Regions from separate parts of the Mus musculus genome. Here region 2 is linked to region 1. Evidence: chromatin loops called from intact Hi-C (ENCODE). Cell type or tissue: heart. All regions are shown on one strand.

The links. Peaks named below come from ENCODE experiments on the same cell type or tissue, not always from the same donor. Only the 100,000 strongest peaks of a DNase experiment are listed, where the experiment ranks them.
Region 2: it touches region 1 in a loop (4-fold over the local background); 7 of 42 quality-filtered maps call a loop at or near these places.

The regions. Positions count from the first base shown.
Region 1 is chr6:51,176,391-51,181,390 of GRCm38, forward strand. No RefSeq gene overlaps it. Among named protein-coding and RNA genes, the nearest start is that of Gm32328, 12 kb to the left of the region's middle. In heart, no CTCF peak of the experiment used is centred here; a DNase peak (open chromatin) is centred at 2,261; H3K4me3 peaks cover 1,208 bases; H3K27me3 peaks cover 1,200 bases.
Region 2 is chr6:52,254,326-52,259,325 of GRCm38, forward strand. Hoxa13 (homeobox A13) reads right to left here. Exons shown (of 5, transcript NM_008264.1): 5 at 4,528-4,823. The coding sequence ends at 4,579. Among named protein-coding and RNA genes, the nearest start is that of Hoxa13, 4.1 kb to the right of the region's middle. In heart, a CTCF peak has its summit at 2,800 (motif pointing right); a DNase peak (open chromatin) is centred at 2,806; H3K27me3 peaks cover 2,964 bases.

The DNA of each region.
Region 1 (5,000 bases):
TGGGTCAGGTGTGAAGGCTGCTAAGAAGCCTGGAGAGCCAAGACCCAGAAACCCCTGAGCCCGGCGTGCAGGCTTGCAGAAAACCATCGGGTTTCTTGGTTTCTTGGTTTGTTTGTTCAATCCCAGCCCTGCATGGCCAATTGCTGGTAAATATTCTTTGGAATTAAAATGATTCACTAACAACCAGTGCTCTTTTGGGAGGATCCTGGTCTATCCAAACCAAAAAAAAAAAAATGTGACTTTTTCTTTTTACATTTAAAGTAAATGTAAACGTCAAAACAAAAATGTAAATGTGTTTACATTCCTGAAGACCTGGGCGAGTTTCACACTTTGGCTCAGGTTCCTGCTGAGCCAGAGGCCTGCACTTGGATCAAGAATTCTCAAGATCTGGTTCTCCATTTTGAGGGGACTCAGCTCTGAGGTGCCTTTATTCATTGCTGTGGTACAAAGGTTTGGTTTTTTTTTTTTTTTCTTTTCTTTTAAAGGAATAGGAACCTATTATTTACATCCGTTCCTTGAGCAGATATTTATTATCTGTAGGAATATTTAAGGGTTTGTAGTGGGCCAGCCACCTCTGACAGGAGCCATCACCTCACACTTCAAGCTAATGGACCACACGGTGGCCACATTTAATTTATTAGGGTGAGAAGTTACTGCAGGGGAGAAGGCCTTAAAGAGAAGGTCTTTTCTAAGAAGAGAAGACCTGGCCCACCCTGTACCTACAGCTTAGATTATATTTTTGCCTCAGAATAACACAACCACACACGATTCAAAATGTGAAAACAGTTTCCTTACAGTTTGATTCTGATCCGGGGCCCACTGATGCTCAGGAGTCTGAATGCTAGCAAATGGAATACTAAATTTTGGGTGCACGTTGTTGAATCACTAATTTTAATAATAGAGATAACACTGCAAGTCTGGCCAGGTGTGGTGCATGCCTGTGAGATTCCAGTTCTGGGGTGCATGGAACAGAAGGATCAAGAATTGGAGATTAGCCTGAACTATACAGGGAAACCCCGTCTTCAAATAATCAAGTAAATTCTAAGAATAAAATAAATAAGTAAATAAACAAAAGGTCTGTTCTCACCATCCACAGAAAAAAGGAAATTATTAAGAGAAACTGTAGTTGAAAATTACACCAAGCACTCCAATGTTCACACTGAGCCGAAATAGAGGAACCTGAGAAGGCAGTATAATTAGCAGGGAACTTTGCAGGATTTTTCACTTCATTAAGGCAATAGATCAAAACAAGCAACACGCAAATCCTTAATAGCCATGCTACTGTGATAAACTCAAGAATGCTCAGAAAACTTGCAGCCGGCTACCTGGTGGTAATATTAATGAGTTTTAAAAACAGAATATTTCAATGGCTCCATTTCCTCCTAAACTTCAAGGCAACCTAAGTTCTCTAAATATTGTCATTACCACGACCGACAGAGGGAACCCGATCCGATTTGGTTCTAAAACAAAATGGGATATTAACCGTGTTTGTTTTCACTTTGATCCATAGGAAATAGGTCCCGCGCCCTGTGACCCATTAAACTAATAAGATTATACACGTCCACAGAGCGGAGCTTCTAATTGTTTCCATCTGTCCCAGATCTTTGCGTTTTAAAAATCGGTGAAAATAGAGCTTGAGTTACGAAAAAGAAAATATACCAACAGCGCAATCACGACAAAGCTGGGCCACTTGAACTACACATGCAACAAATTACAGAGGAAGACTAGGTGGGAGGAAGGCAAAATAAAGCCAGAAACACAATAATCAATAATGTAGTTGATCGGGGTTCCCGCTCGCACTTTCCGGACGACTAACACACCCTTGGGAAAACCAGCCAATCAGAAACGCTTCCTGAAGACATTCTATACCTCCCCTCCTCCTCATAAATATTTAAATAGAGTTCGAGATTTGTGATTTAAATATCCAAAGAATTTTCTGCACAGGCTCATCATTCATTGGATTGTTCATTACTGGGTGGAACTAGAGGGAGGGGCATTAATTCAGTGCTCTCATTTGCTAATTATGCCTTTCTTGCGTCATCGTTGCTAGACCAATCCTTGAACTTCACTTTGGACCTTTCCTTTTTCCCCCCTCCTCGCCCCTCCCTTCTCGCCACGCCCCTCCCCCCCCCCCCGCCTCCAGCACTCTCCCGCCACTCCTCCCCCTCGTAGCAGCTCCAGCCAATAGTGTGGCTGCATGTAAATAACGTTGCCTGGTTGTTTCTCCGCCCAGCGCCCGCCTCTGAAGAAACACGAGGCGGGCACGGCGCGGCGTCGCTTGGGGTCCCTGGCTCCACCTTCTTTAGGGCGGGATGCTGCTTGCTCATTGGCTAGGTTAATAATTGTCGCGCGTGCTATTTTGCATAAAAACGGGAGTTCCCTTCGTAACTGGAGAACTCGCGTCGCTGTGGGAGGGGTGCGGGGGGCGGGGTTGTGGGCGGGTCCTGGCAGCCTCGCCCAACTTGCTCCGCGATCCTAAAGGGAAGGATTGCTTTTCCGAACCAAAAAAAAAAAAAAAAAAAATCTTTATAATGCATCCTCTTAAGGGAATTATATATTCCTAAACTCATGTTTTCGTTTTCTTTAATAAATCGTTCAGGGTTGTGCCATGAAATACATATTACCCACACACCCTCCGAATTAATTTCCTTTCAATCTTAATGTACTCTACTGCAGCTAGTCCTGTGTGGGAGCAATCTTTATAAGAAGTTTCTCTTTATTAAAATTCGTGGTTGTTTTACTATGGATTCCTTGCTCCGACAATTTTCAAAGACTTGAATTGAGTAGTAGAGTGTAAAAACCAAAGAGAGACAGAACTTTCTTTCAGACTAACCACTCCGTGGATTGTTTGTCAATGAGGCAAGTGTTAAAATTCTTTCCAAAGGGAAAAGGCCCCAAGGATATTCGATTGGCGTTGTAAAATAAAAATTGTTCTTGAGAAGTGTGTTTCCTTTTTTTCTTATGAACTAAACATAAAACCTACCTTTTCGATACTGTTAAAGTACCGGGTGGCAAACACTTGGAAAAAACGAATGAATGGACAGGTAATCGGGACCCTGAATTTTAAAAATACCATCTGTCATTTCGGTAACATTTCTTCAACTTTTAGAAACAAAATTATCACACGTAGCTCATCTGCTTGAACTCAAGTATGGGAGTGTTCGATGCTCAGTGTCGACTACACTTTAAAGACTACATGGTCAATGAGGCTTGTTAATTAATTAATTAATAATAATAATAATAATAATAATAAAGTAAAACGGGAAAGATTCTATTTCTCTTGGCAAAAAAATAAAAATCATAACAAAACTAAAATAGTCTCCCCTCCCACCTAGCCACCCCCCTTTTAAAATTCTCTTTATTCCCTGTTTGGTAGACACTTTTTCACACAGGAATGATTGCTGAGGCCAGTAGCTTCCAAAAGTGGAAACCTGGTCAGCTCCGGAAGAATGAGTTTAGGGGAATTAGGGAAAAAGAGAAGTTTCACGTGGGGTTAGTGTGAGCCAATTTTTTTTCTTTAAAACATTTTCTGATGTGTAATAAAATTAAGAAAAACTGTTTTAATAACTGCCCCTGGATTTACATCAGTTCATTGATGACATTTAACTCCAGTCGTATATTTCAGTCTTGAAAGTAAGTGGTTGCGTTGTTTTATGCCTCCTACATGATATTATATCCACAAATATTCCAGTGATTAAATGTTGAAGTGCGCATTAATGTCTATAATATTACAGGTAATTAATCATGCACATCCGCCTCCATTCAAGAAACATGATGTCAGTTGATAATTTGTCAAAATTGTTATTTGAAACTGAACTCTAGGTAAGGCAGAGTAATAAAACTCTGGCGCCTTTGTACACGCGAGTCTTAGTAGTTACAGTTAATTTTATGACCTCATGACAAAAACTTATATTTATATTTATGTTCGCCGGTTTATGAAGCTGGCTGTGGGTGAGGCGGTGCTGGTTCCAGGAGCTACGGATTTTAGAAACCGAGGGGAAGAGTTATTTAATCCAAGAACGATGCTTGTGGTTTTGTTTAGGGGAGGGTTTTGCTTTTGTGAACAAAGTCGTTCTGCTGGTGAACTAATATGTATTTCTATTTTTTTTTTAAGTTCAGAGATGCTAAATGGCACGGAAGGGACCCCAAGGCGTTCTCACAACTCCAACTGGACCTGGGCGATGGGAGTCTCCTTCCTACCTTTCTCTAAGGGCTTCTCGGAGAAACTTCCCTTGGTTTCCTTTCATTACAAAATTAAGAATGACATCATAAAGAAGAGTTCACTTTCCCAAGCTGAGATTTCTCCTTTTTTTTTTCCCATTTTCACTATAACTTGATTTTGTAAAAATTCAGTTTTAATACACCTATATTTGAAAAGCTTCATTTTATTATAAAGAAATAAATGCTCACAAAATAGCCATTTGAAAACAAAAAAACAAAAAATTGAATAAACTATAATGATAATGGGGCTATAGATAATTCCTGATGTCACATTTGCATGTTTTAAACACAGAATTATGAAATATTATTATGTATACCTGACATGTGGAAAAGGAATATGCATTTACAAATGTAATTAGAACTCTGCTTAAAAGTGAAATATGCTCCAAATTAATTTACCTTTTTGTATTTTTAAGATTTGTTTAAAGTCATATTTTATGTTACAATTTAGCACAGGCTGATTTGAGGCTACTCTTCATGTTTAGTTTATCTCCTACAACCTCGGCCAGCAATTCCAGCACTGTTCTTTCAGACATTTTTCTGAACTCTTTCCCTGGGCTTCACATCCTTCAGGAACGCATAGTCACAGCAAACTCGCACATTAAAGACATTAGTCCGTTTTTAAATTGCAAACTTTTTTCCTTTTGCCAATTCCGTTTTTACTAACAACATCTGCTTCCAATCTATTTGTGCTTTTAGGAATACTGGTTTTTATTAACAGCACCTGAGAACACCAGCAAACGACGAAGGATATGTGATTAAGAATATCATCAAACAAG
Region 2 (5,000 bases), 1.1 Mb after region 1:
GTAGAGGTTCACAAGCCCAGAAGGGCGCCTATGGACCCCCATCAGGGGATTAGTGCTCCAGGGCAACGTTCCTCACAGCTCCTAACCCAGGGATTCACTGAGAGGAAAAGAGATGCTGCACCTTCACCCACCCAAACACTCAGCATCGAGCACTCTGTACTTATCTATGATCTGGCTATTATTCGTATACAAATACATCTACTCAGCTGAATTTCACTGCCTTCCGGGGAATCTCTAGCAAAACATTTAAATTAAGTTGAGTATTTTTAAATGATATTTTCCCCCTTTGTCTCTAAGTTCGTTTGATTTTGAAATCGTACATTAATTAAAAAAAACCAAAACAAAACAAAACAAAAAACAACCATTGGCCTCAGTTCGGCATCAGGCATAAATACTTAGTGAAATGCATAGTGACGTTTTACAACCGTCCACTTAAAGTTACTTAATAAATCTGACAGTATTGGGAGCAGATGGAAAAGGTCGTTTTTTCAAGTTCCATGTTTATAATTTTTATTCAGAAAGTTTCCTTTTTAGAAAAAATACTTGAATGATATTTTCAACATCATTATTCATGGACCAGTGTCTGCGTTATTATTCCTGTGCTTTTAGGAGTTTTTGTTGGCGTTTTTTGTTTATTTTTTGTTTTGTTTTTCAGGAGGAGGCCAATGTTCTCCTGACTGTCTTGTTCAAAAAGTTTTAGGCTGGTTACTATTTAAAAATAAAGAAGTCTCCAGTCATGGTAGCATATTCCATTAACCCCAGCACTCTGGAGACCAGGCAGGTGAATTTCTGAGTTCGAGACCATCCTGGTCTACAGAGTGAGTTCCAGGACAAAGAAACTGTATCTCAGAAAACAAAATAAAACACCACCATCAACAACAATAATAAAATAAAAAAATAAAAATATCTAAGAAGTGATTATAATCCATAACCACCTCAACTAATCTGTAAATCCATGCCATGTCTATTTTAAATAAGAAGGGAGTTATCTGAGATTGGCACTGTCAACAACCATGTCAGAACTAAAGGGAGGGGCACCCTGACATCTTCTGGGGAGGGAGGGAGGGAAGGAAGGAGGGAGGGAGGGAGGGAGGGAGGGAGGGAGGGAGGGAGAGAGAGAGAGAGAGAGAGAGAGAGAGAGAGAGAGAGAGAGAGAGAGAGAGAGACTTTACCCAGAACTGCAGTAGTGGTGACTTTCCAAAGGGGCAGTATTCCATCTGCAGAGCTGCTGTTAGCTCTTCCCTAGGCCGTAGGTTCAGAAGATGTCTTACATCTAAAGAAAAATATCTCCTATCTCCAGAAGAGTCCTATTTGGAGCAGTTCACAAACAGTGTTTGAACCAACTTGGAGGGGAATTTCCAATATTTTAAACATTTTGGAGATGCCATTAATGTTGCTGGATGGTAGTTCATTTGGAAATGATGCTGTAACACAAGGTGCTGGGTGCTGAGTCTGAAGCAGTTATCTTCATATGTTTCCACAGATGGTTGGCAATCCTCAGGGTAGCAAAAAGATTACTCTTTACAAGATCATCTGACATGTATATTTCAGGGCCATTTTTTTTGTTTGTTTAAGCAGCTTTACATCTTTTCCCCCATAATTCTTCATCTAGAAAGACATAAAGAAGCTCTTGTTTTCAAGTCTTTGTAAGTCTTCAAGAAAGGCAGGAGATGTTTCCATCATCTGGGATTGTAACAAGCCAATATTTTCCAACAAATGATAAATTCAGTTCTCCCATTCACTATTATTGTCTCCTGACATAAAGGTAAAATTAATCTGCAGCTGAAAACCCAAATTCCAAAGCTACTGGTTCCTTCAACATTTTAATATGTGTGTGTATGTGTGCACGCACAAAGGATTTGGCAAAAACAAAAAACAAAAACAAAACCCCACATTATCCCACTTGTATATTAAATACATAAACATATTGTATAATTTATGACTCTGAACACAATATCTCCTGTGCTGTTGGGGGCCAATAAACAATAGCTATAATACTGGTTGTTAATATAGTTTTGATAGTGGTTGTTGATATTAAGTATATTTATTTCTTCTACAAAACAAATGGTGTGCAAGTATCAATATAAGATTGCACACCATTATGGGGCAACAATCAGCTCTGAGCTGTCTAGAATAGTTTTCTTCTGTGTCCGTATTGTGATCATTTTGTAGATGAAATATTTAAGTTCTCCTACTGACTTCTTAGAGAGGTGGATTGCTTTGAATTTCTGAAATGTAACTCTAGAACTCTAGAGTTAGGAAGGTATGTGAGACTTTTTAATTTGCCGTAAAGATTCCCAGATAATTCTAATTAAGGTCACAGACCACCTTGGAGGGTGAGGGCTGGGAGTGAATGGTTATTTAAGAACACGTCTTGGACTGTAACAAACATGTACAGCTTTAAAACAGATCTGTAGAAATCTGATGCACGGCGAGCTGCTGTGAGGACAGATTAAAGTTGGCCATTAAAGAAAGGAAGCAAAATTCACCGCATAAGGAGCATTTTGTACCCCAAGTCTAGAAATCGGCTTAAATTACAGTATCTTCACTCGTCAGCAATTAATAATATCTGTACAAATTCTACAATTATGTACACAAGCACACAAACACTGATATGCAAATACATGTATAAACATATATTATATTCACATATATACAAGCACATGTATAATTTACATATATTCAAATATTCTCCTTTTGGAGCAAAAAAAAAAAATATGACTACTAAACCTTTAAAACAAGTCAAGTCAGAGCTCAGTTCCCTTGAAGCTGAAGAACGTCAAGGAAGCTTGTCAACACGAGGTGGCGCCCTTGATCTACGAATCTGGCTGAGACCAATTCATGAGCTGTCAAAAGTCAAGGTCACAAATTGTCTTTTTTCGTCAAGGTCAAGGTTTAAGGCCTTTCCTAGTCCTGTCATTTCAACAAATACCAAAAACCTGTCCTTTCAGTCACATGCAGACTTAAGAGCAGATTTTAAAATACGACAGTCTAGGCATTGCTGATACTCAACAACTGGTTTTCATTTGCCACAGGGAGTCTGGGAACCTCCTCTCTCTCCCTCCCTCCTTTCCTTTCTCTCCCTTTCAGAACACCTAACACTTTCATCTCCTCGAAACCTTTTCAGTTGTGAGCTTTTAGTTATGTGAGATTTTTTTCCTCTTCTCATAAAAAATTTAGAAAAACCTGAACAATAATAATAATAAAAGACTGGTCCTTGGCTTGTGTAAAACAAACCTGCTTGTTTAGTTTTTGTGCAGTTCAAGTTCCGCGTAGAAAAGTAACTCGGAGTGTTTCCTTCAGATTTTAATGGCAGTGATTATTTCATTAACAGAGCTAATACCACTATCTACAGATCTAATTTTTCATTTTTAGTGGAAGTATTTAAAAAGCAGGTGCACAAATACATTTTCACAGTGTGCTGAATGTCTTTATTTACAAGATAGCATTTACAGTGAATATGAACAGAACGAATGTGTGAACTGAAATTACTGCTTGATTTAAAATGTGCTGTGACGATGAGTCCCTAAACTTTCTACTGCAGTCTCCTAACACAGTAAACAAGAAAAAAAAAATACTAATCCTTTAGTAAATTAAAATATAGAATGCAGACATCTAAATATTTTGGGAGAACGGGTTTCCATTTTGAGGTTTTTTTTTCTAAGTAAAAAAGGAAAATGATGTCCCTAGCAAAATGTTTAACAAGTATTGGAAAATGCCAATTTAAAAAATTTAAAGAAAGAGTATGTTTTAGGAGAAATCCATACTAGGGTGGGACCTTCCAGGAGAAGGGGCATAAAGTGAATTCTTCGTATTATTTGGTGAGATTTAAACACTTCAAAAATTACAACAAATCCTGTGGAAAAATCCTTTGACAGTGTTGGTTAATCCACCATGTTTGTTGTAAGCAATTGAAAGGTATTTCCAGAAGCTCCTTACCCACCCAGGGTTCTCTTGTAACCTCAAGGGTTTAGCTGGCCAGATTTACTATCAAAACAATAGATCCTTGGATGAGCGTTCTCTCTCCTCTCATCTCCCTTTTTAGCAATAGTTCAAATAAACAATTCAGTGCCTTTCCCCCTTCTAAGCCTCTACCTGAAACATTTCCAGAAGGAACAATGGCAGGGATTTCAATAAGGTTTACCTGAGCAGGCACTTAACATGCAAAGGGGAGGGTGCTGGACCAGCTGCGTGGAAACAGCCTTTGTTTCTGTAACCAGTTTTCAGATTACCATCTAACACAGTGTCCTAAAATATAATGGTCACATAAATACTTACAAGATTTGAGAAAATTCATAATTTATCTGAAATTGTGTGTTTTAGGGGCTGATGAGTTGACTCTAGAGTTTGTCACTTAACGCTGTGGTGGGGTTGTCGGGAAACCTGGCAGTCTTTACCATTCCTTAAGGTTTTGTTTTAATTGTAGATTCCATGGAAGAGAGAGTCCCCTTAGGAGAGCAAACGTCAGCGTCTCTCTATCCAATTCTTCAGTTAGTATGATGCATTATTATTATCTGGGCAAAGAAACAAATCCTTAAGCGTTTCTTCAAGCTGCCCTCTGCTCCACCTTTTAATCCATTAACTAGTGGTCTTGAGTTTATTGATGACTTTTTTCTCTTTGACCCTCCTGTTCTGGAACCAGATTGTGACCTGCCTCTCAGAGAGGTTTGTCGTGGCTGATATCCTCCTCCGTTTGTCCTTGGTAATGAATTTGTTCGTAGCGTATTCCCGTTCGAGTTCTTTCAACTGCACCTTAGTGTAAGGCACGCGCTTCTTTCTCCCCCTCCTATAGGAGCTGGCGTCTGAAGGATGGGAGACGACGTCTGTAAGATAAGGAAGAAGGCAAGTTACTCTGGGAGCCGACCTGAGCCAGAACACAGGCGACAGCTCAATGTGAACTGCCGGCCTTGCAATGCCTGATTGCTCTTTGCCACGAATGCTGTACAATCCAGCCTTCTGCCAAAGCCTGGAGCGTTAGTAGGGGGGTATGGTTAGTTGTG